Regions from separate parts of the Homo sapiens genome. Here all the other regions are linked to region 1. Evidence: chromatin loops called from intact Hi-C (ENCODE). Cell type or tissue: gastrocnemius medialis. All regions are shown on one strand.

Region 1 (5,000 bases):
TGGCGTAACATTGGCTCACTGCAACTTCTGCCTCCCAGGTTCAAGCAATCCTCCCACCTCAGCCTCCCGAGTAGCTGAGACTATAGGCATACACCACCACATCCAGCTAATTTTTGTATTTTTTGTAGTGACAGGTTTTCACCATGTTGCCCAGGCTGGTCTCAAACTCCTAGGCTCAAGGGATTCACTGGCCTCAGCCTCTCAAAGTGCTGGGATTACAGGTGTGAGCCACCGAGCCTGGCCAGCTTTCCCAGTTCTGTGCACGTATATGACTTCAACTGCTCTTCCTCCTCCTCTTCCTTCCTCTTCTTCTCCTTCCTCTTCTCCTTCTCCACCACCACTACCATTACCACCAGCTTTCACAGTTCTATGCACGTATATGATTTCAATTGCTCTTTCTTCCTCCTCTTCTCCTTCCTCTTCTTCTTCTCCACCACCACTACCATTACCACCATTAATATGTATGACACGCTGCCTGTGCCAGGCACTGTTCTAAATGTTCTTCCTGTATTAACTTACTTAATCATCACAACGACCTTATGAGGGAGGTGCCAGTGCCACCTCCATTTTACAGAGGAGTAACTGAAGTGTAGAGAGGTTAATTAAGCCACAGGTTTGTAACATGGGTAGAACATTTTACAGATTTACACTAAGAAATTTTACTGATAGAAAACTGAGGCTGAGCATGTAAGTGATGCGTTCAGATGAAGCAGTCTGTAAGCAGCCATATCTGTCTGATGCCAATGCAAACTCTTTCTAGCACGTCAAGCTGTCTCTTGGTGTTAATATTTTGTATTTGTGAATTACTTTATAGTTTACTAAGCACTTCCACATCTTTTATTCCATTTAAACCTTCTGACGATGCTTACACAAATATTATCTATCTTTTAGATTGTGAAATTGAATTTCAGAGAGTTCCTACTACTGGTAGTAATAATGATGATAAAATTAATGATAACTATCTTCTACTTTTGATGAACTGACTTGCTCAAGGCAACAGAGCTCAGCACGGGCAGATGTGAGGCTCAGACTCAAGTCTTCTGATGCCAAGTCCAGAGTTTCTTCCACCCTTGAAAGATGGGTCTCTCCAATATGACCATAGCATGATTAGTCTAGCCGCGGGAGAGGAGAGAGGTTTACAGCATCAGCTTGGCATTCAGTTGGCGTGGCTTTTAAAGTGGCTCAACATCTGCCATCAATTAGACTTCCTGTTGCTATGGTGATAGTTTATTATTGCTAGGCTGATAAGACGGCCCATGCAAGAAGACTATCTTCCTCTTTTTCCCTCCCACTCTACAGCAAAGTTTCTCCCCCAACTTTTTTTTTTTTTTTTGTCCTCTCATCTAACATAGTGGACCATTTGCCATATGATAATGATATAGTAGTTCCCAAATTGGGAACCCTGTTGGACTCCTGATGATAATCCTTGGAGTTAATGAGAATTTTTTTTCCCTTTTGCTTAAAACAGAGGCTTTGTCACACCAACTTTGGTTCAATTCATCTCTGACACTTATTAGCTCTCCAATCATGAACAAGTTACATAATTATCTTCCCTGGACCTTATTTTTGCATTTGGAATAAGTGATAAGAAAGCCTAACGGGCAGAGTAATTTTGAGAATTTTATATAATAAATACAAAGATGTCAGCACCAAGCTTAGAATGTAGTGGGTAAACAAGAAATGACAGTAGTTGTGATATTTAACATAATAGCAATGATTATTTACAAAGAGGTGAAATGAGACAGAGATTTAGAGTTGGAAGTCCGGGTCATTTACTTCCATTCATGTATCAACAATTCTAATTTTTCCTTCCATTGAACCTGTTCTTTTCCTTTATAGCACTTAACCCAAGATACATTTATTTGTACTTATCTTTTTAACTGTCTCTTCCAGTCAACTGCAGAGGTGATCAGTATTAGGACTATAGTTATTTTTCTTATCGTTGTACCTTGGGGGTATTTGTTGAATGAATGAACACATATTTACCAAGCAGCTACTCTATGTCAGGCTCCTTGTTAGCCATTGGAGATACAAAAATCACTTGAGCAAGATTCTTACTCTTGAGGCATTTACATAAGGGGTCTGTGAAAATGACAAAAATAAAGTAAGTGAGGCCTTCATCTTTGAATCCAAAAGGGGTTTTTTACAAATCCAATGACATAAATGGAATTAAATCTTCAGTAATCTTCTAGCACAAAGGACGGATGTGGGGGTGTATGGATATCTTAAGGCTGTAAGTACCAAGAAGAATTCAAACTGGTAGTGTTAAGTCCCCAAAGTAATCAGACTTTCCCTTTGAAACATACAGTTAAAAAAAAAAAAAAAAGAAAAGAAAAAAAAAGAACAAAAAAGAAAGAGAAGGCTTTTCTGAGGGCCAGCTCGTTGACTCCTCCCAGAACAGTCTGATCCCCTCTGCTAGTGAAGCAAGAGGTCAGATCCCCAGACGGAAAATCAATCTCCAAGAGTGGCTGGATAGAATTTCTAATTCACCAGTGCCATGACACGCAGTCTGTTTTCAGCCAAGGAGAATGAGGCCCAGAGGCTTTAGCTTCCCCAATCCACTGTACATTATCAGGCTGAGCTGACACCCCTCCGTGCCTGGAACACACAATGTTTGACAGTAACACAGACAGGCACAGTGACCCCATGGTGAGGGCCCTCCAACCTGCTTTTCTCAAGGTAGGCTAGGCTATTTTGAAGTTACTTTATTATTGAATTATTAAGTATCATTATTAAACATTATAATATTTTCAGTTATTTCCTTTGGAAAGATCTAGTCCAGTGCTTATGTTCAGCAAAGACCCTCCAAGGCTGCCAGGCAGTGGGGAAAGAGGGTGTGATGGATAAGCCAGAGACACAGTTCACCTTCTGTTTTCTGTATTGGCCTCCCAAAGGTTCCACTGCTTTACATTTTTGAAAACCAGAATCTGATTCTTTCAGTTTAAAGATGAGGAAACTGTGGCCCAAAGAGGTAGACCTCTTGTTCCAGATCATCCACTGAGTTACTAGTAACAGAACAGACTCTAATGACTGGGGAGTCAGTCTTTGAAAAATTAGAGCAAGTGAGAACCGTTAAGCAGCAGTTTACAGTCACAGCTAATGTGCACAAGTAAAGTTGTTTCTGGAGACATAGGTCAGATTTTACCTGCTAGCGACTTTAAATCTAAGTCCATCCCCAGCAGTGCCACTGCTTTAAGTGGCTGGGTTTCTGTGTAACTAGTCACAGGTGGCTGCCTTCTTAGCCAGCTTCAGGAAGATTACAAAGTCTCTGTAAAACTTCACCTCCAGTCTGGTACAGCATACATGTATCCAGCACTGACTACTGGCTAAGGATCAGTAAGACTTGGACCCTTATATGGAAGCTCACACTTGAGTGAGATCAGCAAACATGGCAACATCTAAGGGCGGTGCAAGAGATGGGCACATGGGGGTAGGGCCGTGTAGAGGTGGGCCTCACCAAGATGAGTTTCCCAAAGGAGCTTTATAGAGATGGGTTTCAGTATTTACAGTGAACAGACCACAGAGTCAGAAAATCTGGGTTTGTATCTGAGCTTCACCTTTTACCAGCTATGTAAGCTTGGGAAAGCGCGTGGCCTCTTGGTGATTCAGGTTCCTTGTGTGCAAAGTACAACTAATATCAGGATCTCATGGGACCGTTGTGAGGACTAAGTGAGCCAATAACCACAAAGTGCTTAAATGGCAGCTGGGGCATACTAAATGAATCCCCTCTATCACTTTTAGGGGCCCCTTGAAGACAGGAGTCCCAGCACCCCACCATACTATAATATGTTGGAACCTCACTAAAGCCTGTTGTTTCCTAGTCATTGAAACACTTGCTTCAATTTCCATTTTAGGATTTTCTATAAATTTCTCCTCCAGCCTCTGTAGTGGTTAGTCAGTTTACTGAGATGAAGACAACTGCTGTAGTCCAATTATCCAAACCAGTCTGGTTTGTCAAGATCCCTCTTCATCAGAGACACTGACAGGTGAAACTGAAAGGGCCAACTTGGTAGGAATTTCACTGCCGTCAACTCTATCCAACACACAGGCTCCTCTAGGCCCAGGTGTCAGGGAGGGGTTGGGGAGGGAGGAGGGAGTAGATTTTGAGCTGGTAGAAAGTGGCTTGCTCCCCATCTCTCAATGACATTGCTTCAGAAGGTGCTTTCTCCATCCTGAAATTCTCAAATGTGTGATTTTATAACACCCTATACACAAATGAACTGTAGTGAAAGAGGATAGCACTTTAGGGGCATTTAAAGAGTATTCCCTTCTATTTTAGAGACTCTTCAAAACTGTGAGAGATAAGTAATAAACTTTTATTATTACTCACAGGCTGAACTAATTTAAAAGCTATTTTTCTTAAGCAGAAAGCAGTATTATCTAAGAAGGACTTAACGTTTTTTTTTTTAAAGTGAGACTATCAGCTTGCAACATTTTTTTAAAAGACAGTTAAAGGATAAGGGAATACTGAGCAAAAAGTACTCCCAAGACTGCTGATCAAATTCCTAATTGATCTGTTTGTGGTTAACAACCCCTACCTGTAATCAACTGTGGTCCTATCTATCCAACTTTCTTTTTCACTACTCCTGAACTGGGACCCTTCCCAGGAGTTAACGTTGATCTCCGTTCTGTCTGTATCTGTTTCTTTGCTCTCACCAGCACCTTTATCTAAAAATCCCTCTTCCTGCTGCTTCTCTGCCTGTCCTAAATTAATGTTTCCACTCCAGCCCATTTCAAGCCCCATTTCTTACACAAAGCCAGGCTACTCTTTCCTGCTGGTAGTCACTACCAGAGAGTAGATTATGCAACAGCACTCTCTGGTTTCAGGTCACTTTATATATACTTCTCTAACCCAACTGTCTGTTCCTGGAAGATAGGGTACCTGGCCTTTCTCCCCAACCTTTTAAAAAAATGTCTAGGCCAGACGAGGTGGCTCACGCCTATCATCCCAGCACTTTGGGAGGCCGAGGTGGGCAGATCACCTGAGGTCAGGAGTTCGA
Region 2 (5,000 bases), 90 kb after region 1:
TTAAATAACATGCCCAGTGTTACAAAAACTGAAAGCAGTCAGGCATCAGGTTCTATATTTGTCTCTGCCAAATTATAGTCTTAATTTTAGGCTACCATTACTTCTTTGAGTCTTTCATCTGTTTTGAAGAGCAGAAAGCAAGGGCCATTAGAGCCAACACAGACTTACTCAAACTGAACATAACCTTCTGGCCTTGATGACAAGTAGGTTAGGGAATCTTCATTTCTAAAAAGTTTCCATTAAGTGTTCCCTGATATACCAGTGAACAACAGAAGAGAAACTATGGGTCGGGACAAAGGCCCATCGTGATTCTAGTCCTGACTCTGCCCAATTCTCAGCTAGGCGATCTTACGTAAGGTAGCCTTTCTGAGCCTCAGTTTCCTCAACTCCAAAATGGGAGGAATGCATGAATGCTGGGGGACTTTTGTAAAGATTAAGTAAGCTGTCACATATCAATGGTTTATTATATGTTAAACACCAAATAAACGTTAGCTCTCCTTGAAATGAGGCTTGTATGATGGAATAGTCAGGTGACTGGCTGAACAACCACAGGCAATAGTAATCACAACCATGTAAAGGGGTCTCTAGATTTGTCCTTGGTCTTGGTTTAATCAATATGCTTAATAATGGAGTAGAAGATGATACAGAAGAAAAGCTTATATTTTCAGATGCTAACACTTGGAAAAATAGCTTATTATGGGACATGTTCAAATCAAGATTCAAAATTACCTCAAAGAGCTAAAACACTAAGCAAAATTAAGAAAACAAGTAACATTTATTTACTCACACAGTTAAAAACTTACACTTAAAAGGTATTGGCAATATTCTCTTTCACAGGTTTGGTGGTGGGAATACTGGTGTTCATTTTGGTATTTTGTTTAAACTGTACTTAGACATCTGGTGTACTCTTTGTGTCTGATATAAATATCATTATAAAAACTTCAAAAACAGTAATAAAAACTTTGGTTGCATACTGTATGTCAGACACTGAGCTCAATAAAGCTATAACAATAAGGCAAAATATTACTATTACTATTACTACTACTACTAATGAAGTGGCATGGTCGCTTACCTCAGGGAGTTCCTAATCTGACAGGGCAGCCAGGTAGAAATAAAAAAATAACAACAAAACATGGCAAGTGCTACAAAAAGGTAAGAGAGGAGTGCAGTACGAGCCCAAAGGAAGGAATAACTCACTGCCTGGGAAAAGAGTGAGCATTTCACAGAGATGGCCACCTTGAAGCAAGGCTTTGAACGAGGAGGACATACTTGCTTGGGCAGAGAGGAAGGGCAGCCCGGGCAGAAACAGTCATGTAGACAAGGCTCAGAGTCATGAAGCTGTAAACACATTTTGATTTCAGGGGGCCCCATATAAAGTTCTGCATTTTACTTTAAATAAAAGATCGCATGGTTTGAAGGATGGGTATAGTTTTGCATCAACAGATCCTACTGATTCTCAAAAATCCAATTTTAAAACAATTATGGTTGGGGAAAAAACCCACTGAAATGAGCCTTTAAATCAGTTAACAATTATAATAATAAATCATATAGAAATAATAAAATAGTCATTGCTAAGAGTTATTTGCATTTATCATATGCTACAGACTCTTCTAGGTTCTTCACATATATTATCACATTTAACACTCATGACAACCCAATGAGAGAGGTCCTATTATTATATTTACTTCACAGATGAGGAAATAGAAGCTGCAGGAGGTCAAATAGCTAGTAAATAGAAGAGGAGGGCTTTCAGGATCCAAATTATGAACCACCAACTTATTTCTCTCTCTATAACTAACTCTCCTTAGCTATAAAATCAATTGATTGGACTAGAAATATTTAATATCTCTTTTGTCTTTGAGGTTTTCTAAGATTTCATGAAGCTGAGTTGTTCTAGCCCAGCTGGTCAATCAGAACTCTTCAGCTAGCTATTTCAACACAGACTCTGCCCTCACATGGCCTGGGCTTCATGGGATTGTCTTGGGCTAACTCCTGGGGCTTCTTGAAGTACTTACTTTGCTCTGTTGGTAGTACCCCTAGTACTTGCTTTGCTCCATAACCTGTGGCCAAGATTATTGTGGGTTTTTCTGTCAACTTCATGAGTTGTATTTAATGGCTACTATCTAAAACATCTTACATTAGCTGATTAAGTATTCAGTAAATATTATTGGATACACACTGATTTCAAACTACTGTTTTAAACATGAAAAGATATAGAAAGACAGACATCAGAGCCAATAAGTGATGTAGTCTCCGTCCTCCCGAAGTTTATAATCTAGGGGGACTTGGAATTCAGTATGGGCTGGGGCATAACTCAGATATCAAGTGACTTGTAGGTGTACATTTGCATTCAGACTTAGAGTTACCCTGACAGTCTATAGAGTCAAACACAGTCAGCCCATATTATAGCTGAAGACACAGGCATGAAGAGGGTAAGCAAATTGCCCAGGATCATAAAGATCAGAAATGATGGAGCTGGGATTAGAAGCCTCTTTCCATGTGCTCCTGCCTCTCTTTTTGTCTATGCTCAAGCTGGCTCCATGAGTGCATGCCATTGGCTTAGTTTCATCTAAGGCAATGTGCCCGTCAGCCGAGTTTCCCTGTGGTGACAAAGCCCAGAAGCCTGCTCACACCTCTTCTGGGAGAGATGACTGGGCTCAGAGTGGGGAGCTGCTCCAGCTCCGTTTGTTCTGCCTCCCTGCAACGCCATCACTCCGAGGCTGGCCTAAGCCTCTGGCAGGGGCAAAAGGCAGGCTCCAGGCGCCAGTCGTCCTGGGAGGGAACAGGAGGTTTTGTTTTGAGTGCCTCCGGCCAGGTTGGGAATTTTAGAGGGTAGCCACAGGCATGTGTGGGACCGGGTATTTCCATGGTGGCTCATCTCACCCTCCAAATGGACGGTGCTATCGTCTTACTAGAGAAAAACCATTTATACACAATCCAGCCAACTCCTAGATCACCACATGGTACAAAAAAAAAAAAAAAAAAGCATAGAGAATTTTGTTTATGAATGGGGGCTCTCAGCATTCACCTTTATTTCTACATTTCTCAGATTGAATTGTAAATAGCTGTTAATGTCTGCCTCTCCCAGGAAATAGTGAGGAGCCATATCTTATCTTAAAGGCAGAAACATGGTTTAGTAACATGAGCACAGACTTAGGAGTCTGACAAACTTGGATATTTCTGGTTAGGTCATTTGCTGACCTGAGACTCAGTTTCCTTATCTGTCGATGGGGATCATCTCATTAACCACAGAGCTGTGTCTAAGTCCTAGATGGGGTAATGTGTATAAAGATCCTAGGACACAGTATGCTCTCAAGGCATGTTAAGCCACAGATGGCTTAATTCTGCAACTTTCTGGGACGGTGGAAAAGTTTGGTGTCCAAAGAGCTGGGTGCAGGTCCAGCCTCTACTCATTATTAGCTTCGTCTCTTTGGTAGGCTCTTCTTTCTCTTCCCTCCTGGATTCTCTCCTATGTTCATCTCACTGCCTACATCTCTTAGGGTCAGCTCATCCAGTCCTATGTGTGCAATGACAATTTTTATCCCACACTCAGGCCTTGCTCCTGAGCTCCACATGGAACCTTTGACCTGGATGGCTAATCGACATGTCTTGTTCTGTAGCTCTGGGATGAAGGATGGCACGTTATATTTTTGACATGTCAGAAGTATCTCTGTCTCAGGATACCATTCTTGACTTCCTGATCATTCATCGCTCTCATCTGCCCCACAGTAGGTCACGGTGCTCTGTCAAATATTTTTCAAACACAAGTCTTCCTGTTTCCAACTATTGCCACTACGTTAGTCCAGCCCTTCATCATTTCTTGCTTGGATTATTACAAGGGTGATGAAACTGGATTAAACTCGTTTCCCTGACCCAAATAGTGTCCTCCATCCTGTACTCTCTTAAGCGTCACTCAGAGAATCTTTCATACCTCCACCACAATGATCTTTCTAATACACAAATTTAATTCTATCATTCTCCTTACTAAAGTCCTTGAGCAGCTTGCCACGACATATGGGACTGTCTGATGTAGCTTTTACCTTTTTGTCTCCTGAAATCCCCTATGTTATCATTTCCCAATCCTCTGCCCCCATCATTTTTATTGCACCAAGCCCATCATAAGCTAGGCCTCAGACTTAAGTGAACCTGAAATTCCCCTTGTGCCATTTTCTTTCTCAACTCTTAGTGTTCATAAATTCTTGTCTCACTGATTAGAGGGCACTCCCTCTCGCTTTCCCCTAGCTAACTTATACATATTCCTTTTTTTTTTTTTTTTTTTTTGAGTCTTGCTCTGTCCCCCAGCTGAAGTGAAGTGGCAAAATCTCGGCTCACTGCAACCTCTGCCTCCTGGGTTCAAGTGATTCTCCTGCCTCAGCCTCCCAAGTAGCTGGGATTACAGGCACATGCCACCACGCCCAGCTAATGTTTATATTTTTAGTAGAGATGGGTTTCACCAGTGTTGGCCAGGTGGTCTTGAACTCCTGACCTCAAGTGATCCGCCCGTCTCGGCCTCCCAAAGTGCTGGGATTACAGGCATGAGCCACTGCACCCAGCCACTTACTTATTCATATTCTTTTAAGAACATGCATAACCCAGCACTTTGGGAGGCTAAGGCCAGCAGATCACTGGGAGGTCAGGAGTTCTGAGACCAGCCTGGCTGACATGGTGAAACCCTGGCTCTACTAAAAATACAAAAATTAGCTAGGTGTGGTGGCACGTGCCTGTAGTACCAACTACTTGGGAGGCTGAAGCAGGAGAATCACTTGAACCCAGGAGGTGGAGGTTACAGTAAGCCAAGATCGTGCCACTGCACTCTATCCTGGGCGACAGGGTGAGACTCCGTCTCAAAAACAAACAAACAAACAAACAAACGAACATGTGTAGGACTGAACTCAATGTTATCTCCTCTGAAAAGCCTTCCATAAACCCTGACTTCTACCACAATGCTGGGTTAGGTACTCCTGCCTGCATCTTCACTTAACTCTGTAATTCCTGTATTG
Region 3 (5,000 bases), 170 kb after region 1:
GACTCTGGGCCCCCAAACACACACTTTTCTAGCAGTCCGTACCTTTTGAACTTGGAGTAGGAAGTCCTCCTAACAGGTGCTTGGCAGTGTCAGAACCAGTGGCTGGATTACTGTGTGTTTTTTTGTTTTTGTTCCCCAGTTCAGCAAAGGAAAATAACAGCTCAGCTAATTTTCTCGGCCATATACTAATACAGGAGAGAATAAGTGAAACCTTCTGTTTAAAAATGGCCCCAGAATACCAGATACAGTTCTGTAGTAGATGAGATGATCAGAGCTTGTTTAAAATGAGAGGCTCTGGGCACAGAATAAGACACCTTGCTCCATTTACTAGGTACTACTTTTCCATTGTTTGATGCAAGGGTTGCACTAAAGCTGATGTGAAGACAGAGGCACACAAATAAGGGTTTGAGTCTTGGATCCAGTCTTCCTGGTCCTGTAACCTTAGGCAAATCCCTTCACCTCCTCGAAGGTCAGTTTTCCCAACCATTCGTGGGAGGTAAAAATACCTTCCCTATTCCAAGGGTAGTTTAAAAACAGCAAGTCACTACAAAAAGATTAAGATTAATCTTTGAGATTGAGATTGTAAGCATTAATTAACAAATTTAGTAAACAAAATTAACGTCAACATTAATATTGTTTATCTCTCCACCACACAACCCCAATAGCTACGCATCCCATTCCTACCCTGATCTAATAAGCCTGGCCTTATTCCCCATGATTGATGGAACCCAGACTCCTGTGCTGCTTTAAATACACTTTATTAGAGTCACTTCTCCACCCTGGGCCTCAACTTTCTCATCCATAAAATAGATCTACAAACGTCCAGAAGGATATTAAGCAGAAGCTCTATCTTCCACTATAGATACAAATATGCATTGGTGTAAGTATGGGCTAACGTAAGTAAAGGCACAAACATACCTACACACAAATAGATTCACTAGCCAGGTCAACACGGGAGAGCTCATAGGCTCTGCAATCGGTGGGTCCAGGAACCCAACTTTATAATTTATTAAAATGTAACCTTTGGCAGGTTCTTAAACCTTCATCCTTGTATGTTAAAGTCCAAAAATAATTGTAGCTCACAGTGTGGTTGTGAGCTCACAATAGTGAATAGTCAAGTACCTAGCAAAACACTTGGCACAGCATAGGTATTCAACGATTGGTAGGTGAAATAAAAATAACTGCTTTGAGCTCTTTGGAAGGAACTCGAATAGCAGGTGTTTTTATTATTTCCAGCTCTGGAGGAGATTCTTTGGAGCTTTTTGTAGATTGTGACAACAAAACAAAGAGATTTACTCAAGTGTGGCTCAGGAAAACTAAATTACCTATTTAATAACCACCAGTGAAGCTGCCTGTGGCCATTAAATGGGATATAAGGTATAAAATGGAATAACAAATCAGGAGTCATTCCCTTTTCCTAATCTGGAGACAGTGTAGTACAATGGGGCGGGGACCCTGGCTGATGAACTAGGTCACTCAGATTCTAAATTTGACTCTGAAAGTAATATGCTGGGGTAACTTTGGATGATTCACCATTGTCTGGGCCTCAGTTTTCTCATCTGCAAATTGAAGAATTTGGTATACAGAATCTTTGAGCAGCCTTTTAGTTCTAAAGCCTATGATTACTCATTATCCAAACAGGAGTGTATGTATTAAACTCAAAATATTATGGTTTCATGGCAGGTTCACAGCCATATACACTGACGTGTGGCACAAGATTTAAAAACTGGGGACACATGGGGAGCTGGCAATAGCACCAGGCCCTGGATTCTCTCGGTTTTCTTCCACAGAGTCAAAGTCTGGTCTCTCAGCTAAGGCCAGCCTTCTGCAGTCCAGAGAATCACAGCACTCCAAGAAAGCCTTGGAGCCTGGGAACAGGAAACTCAGTTATCCTTCCCCCCACGTATGCTCTCTGCCCCTCCCTCCATCACATGAGCTGTTGCCACGGCTCATGAACTGCCGAGGTCTCAGGCAGTAGTGGGTCGCATTAAACCGAACCTCAACTTAAAACAATAAACTTGCAATCCCATGAATACGTTCTTCCTCTGCCCTCTGTGATTCACATCCAGGAACTCCCAGAGTTGTCCTTGCTCTATCTGCTCAGGGACTGGCACGGTTTTCTCCTTCCAGATTCCACGGCATGACTTTATCTGCATTTCTAATCCCCCCCCACCCCCAATTTCTTGCAGACCGTCTGCCTCTTTGGATCCATATTCTCTCTCATTTTGGACAAGCTCCCTCCTGCCCCCAGCTTTTGGCCAGCGCCTGGCCTGGCTCCTGCGCAGCACGGTTCTGCTCTGGTCTGATCTGCCTACTTGGCAGAAACACATCAATACTGCTTCTGACCCCAGTGTCCTCAGTGCCAACTCATCCCCCCAGGCTGTCTCCTCTGGGTACCAGGTGACATTTTCCACACTTAGAACAAGATTCCAGGCATCCTCAGCAGGGTAGGGCATGGGAATCTATATTTTCTTAAAGTCTCCCTCACCTATATTTACCAATTCTTATTCTGGATTTTTCAAAACCCTCTTATATTTATTATCTTAATTACTAATAATAGTAATTAAATAATTACATTGATTTAGTGAAGACCAGCTATGTGGATTTCATGCTGGATGATGGGCATACAAACGTGAACATGATTTGGTGAAAAAACTGAAATAGTTGTAAAGTATTTCACAGATACAGCATAGAGAGTGATTGGTGCTTTTCTAAGAATGGATTAAATTTGGAGATGTTTCCACAAAGTAACATTTAGACTGAGTGCTGATGGATGAGTAACAAAGGAAAGGAGGTGGAATGTGCATGATGTGCTGAAAGACGGCCAAGTTGTCCCGTGTGGCTTGACTCTGAAATAGATGAGCTAGAAACCATCCTGTCCTCCCTACTCCTCAGGCTTCACTTCTATTATTTTCTTAATCTCACAACTACTTTTACTGAAGAGTCAATTTCACAAAACACATTTCAACAAAGTACTAATGTATCAGCAAAACCCTTATTGTGGGCTGCTTTTTGGCTTCTATAGAAATAAGCTGAATTGATGAAGAGAAATAATATCACTGGAGGTGTTCCAGGAGAGAATAGGGTTTCTCACCTTCAGTGCTACTGACATTTGACATTTGAAGCTGGATAATTCTTTGTTGCAGGGGGTTGGCCTGGGCATTGTAAGGTGTTTGGCAGCATCCCTGGCCTCTACCCACCACAGGCCAGTGCCATTTCCCTTTCCCCAGAAGCAATAAACAAAACTGTCCCCAGACATTGCCAAATGTCCCCTGAGGGGTCAAATCACCCCTGGTTGAGAACCACTGGCCTAGAGAAAAGATATATGAACCTTGGAGGCAGACTCAATTTCAAATCTTGCTATGAGATTAGTTATGTGATTGTGGAAACATTATTCTTTCTGCCTTCAATTCCCTCATGCAGAATGGGGAAACAACCTCTACCTTGTAGGCTTATCGTGAGGAGCAAGATATAAAGTCTGAGCAGTATCAGGTAGAGTACTTGGCACATAGGACACATGTAAGAAATGGTCATCATAGTAGTACCAGTCAGAGTGGTGGTTGTATTTGTTCTAATTAACAATGTTATTATTTTATTATTAGAAATGAAGCCTAGTTGAAGTTTAAAAGTCGCAAAAAATATATAAATTCCACTTTACCAGGAAGCAATAACAGGGAAAGCAGTGTCGTAATTAGATTACTGGACATCACTCCCTCTAGGAATCCTTTAATAATTGTTTAAGTCTCAATTTTAGGCCCATTTTATGTTTTTCCAAAGCCTTCCATACACGGCACAAGTAACCGTAACTGTTTATTTACTTGTCTATTTTCTTTACTAGAATACAAATTCCCAGAAGTCCACTTCTCTCTCATAGTCACTGTCTAACCCCATGAACTAGTAAAGTGGGTCGTCAATAAATATTAAAGACTTTCCTTTTTCAAAATTTGTTACTTGCTCACATTTTTAGGGTCAAATTAAAGAGCAGAGTGGATCATGTTTAAATAGGTAGGCCATTCTTTATAACACAGTGATAAGTGTGCACAAAGCATGGGCTTAAGTCACGCATCTCTCATTTAACTGTGTAGCTCAGAATGTTAGGTAGTCTTGTGAGCCTCAACTGTCTCATCTGACAAATAGAATAATAGTATGTATAAAGTTGCCTTAAGAACTAAGTGTAAGATAAATATCTATTCTTGAGTTTATAATACACTGAGCCTCAGCTGTTTGCTGTGCAAAATGAGGGAACACATACCTGTCCTAACTTCACTACAAAGTTGCTATAAGGAGCAAATTCTATAATGAACATAGATGTGTTTTGTATTAGTCCATTCTCGCATTGCTATAAAGGAATACCTGAAACTGAACAGTTTATAGAAGACAGAGTTTTAATTGGCTCAAGGTTCTGCAGGCTGTGTAGGAAGCATGATGGTGTCTGCTCGGCTTCTGGGGAGGCCTCAGGAAACTTACGATCATGGCAAAAGGTGATGGGGAAGCAGGCACTTCACATGGCCGGAGCAGAAGCAAGAGAGAGAGTGGGGTGGTGCAACACACTATTAAACAACCAGATCTGAAGGGAACTCATGCACTATCATGAGAACAGCACCAAGGGGATGATGCGAAACCATTCATGAGAAATCCACCACCATGATACAATCCCCTCCCACTAGGGACCCCTCCAACACTGGGGATTACAATTTGCATGAGATTTGGGTGAGGACACAGATCCAAACCATATCATGCTTCATAAATCAAAAGTTTACAAACGCAATGGACTATTGCCAATAAGTATATTTCTTTATCCATCATGCTACATTTAGTATATATACTACTTATAAATAAATGTTCCCCCCAAATCACATTATCTAAAGTCGCAGGCTTTAGATCGCAGCCTTTATCCTGTCTTCTAGAACACTGATAATGGTGAGAAATGTTATTGGCATGTTTTATTGTTTACTGGAACAAACTATGTGTTGTTCTAGGGCATGAACCAAAGGCCCTTT

Evidence for each region. A loop is a pair of places that touch in the nucleus more often than their neighbours do. Peaks named below come from ENCODE experiments on the same cell type or tissue, not always from the same donor. Only the 100,000 strongest peaks of a DNase experiment are listed, where the experiment ranks them.
Region 2: it touches region 1 in a loop (4-fold over the local background); 9 of 110 quality-filtered maps call a loop at or near these places.
Region 3: a loop joins it to region 1, with 2.5 times the contacts of the local background. A loop is called at or near these places in 7 of 110 quality-filtered maps.

Annotation. Positions count from the first base shown.
Region 1 is chr1:59,688,968-59,693,967 of GRCh38, reverse strand. The region is part of intron 14 of FGGY (FGGY carbohydrate kinase domain containing); the gene reads right to left. Among named protein-coding and RNA genes, the nearest start is that of MIR4711, 42 kb to the left of the region's middle. In gastrocnemius medialis, no CTCF peak of the experiment used is centred here; DNase peaks (open chromatin) are centred at 2,447 and 4,050; H3K27ac peaks cover 4,880 bases.
Region 2 is chr1:59,598,968-59,603,967 of GRCh38, reverse strand. The region is part of intron 8 of FGGY (FGGY carbohydrate kinase domain containing); the gene reads right to left. Among named protein-coding and RNA genes, the nearest start is that of MIR4711, 130 kb to the left of the region's middle. In gastrocnemius medialis, no CTCF peak of the experiment used is centred here; a DNase peak (open chromatin) is centred at 2,637; H3K27ac peaks cover 3,970 bases.
Region 3 is chr1:59,518,208-59,523,207 of GRCh38, reverse strand. All of the region lies in intron 7 of FGGY (FGGY carbohydrate kinase domain containing), which reads right to left. Among named protein-coding and RNA genes, the nearest start is that of MIR4711, 210 kb to the left of the region's middle. In gastrocnemius medialis, no CTCF peak of the experiment used is centred here; DNase peaks (open chromatin) are centred at 16, 1,477, 1,917 and 2,827; H3K27ac peaks cover 4,399 bases.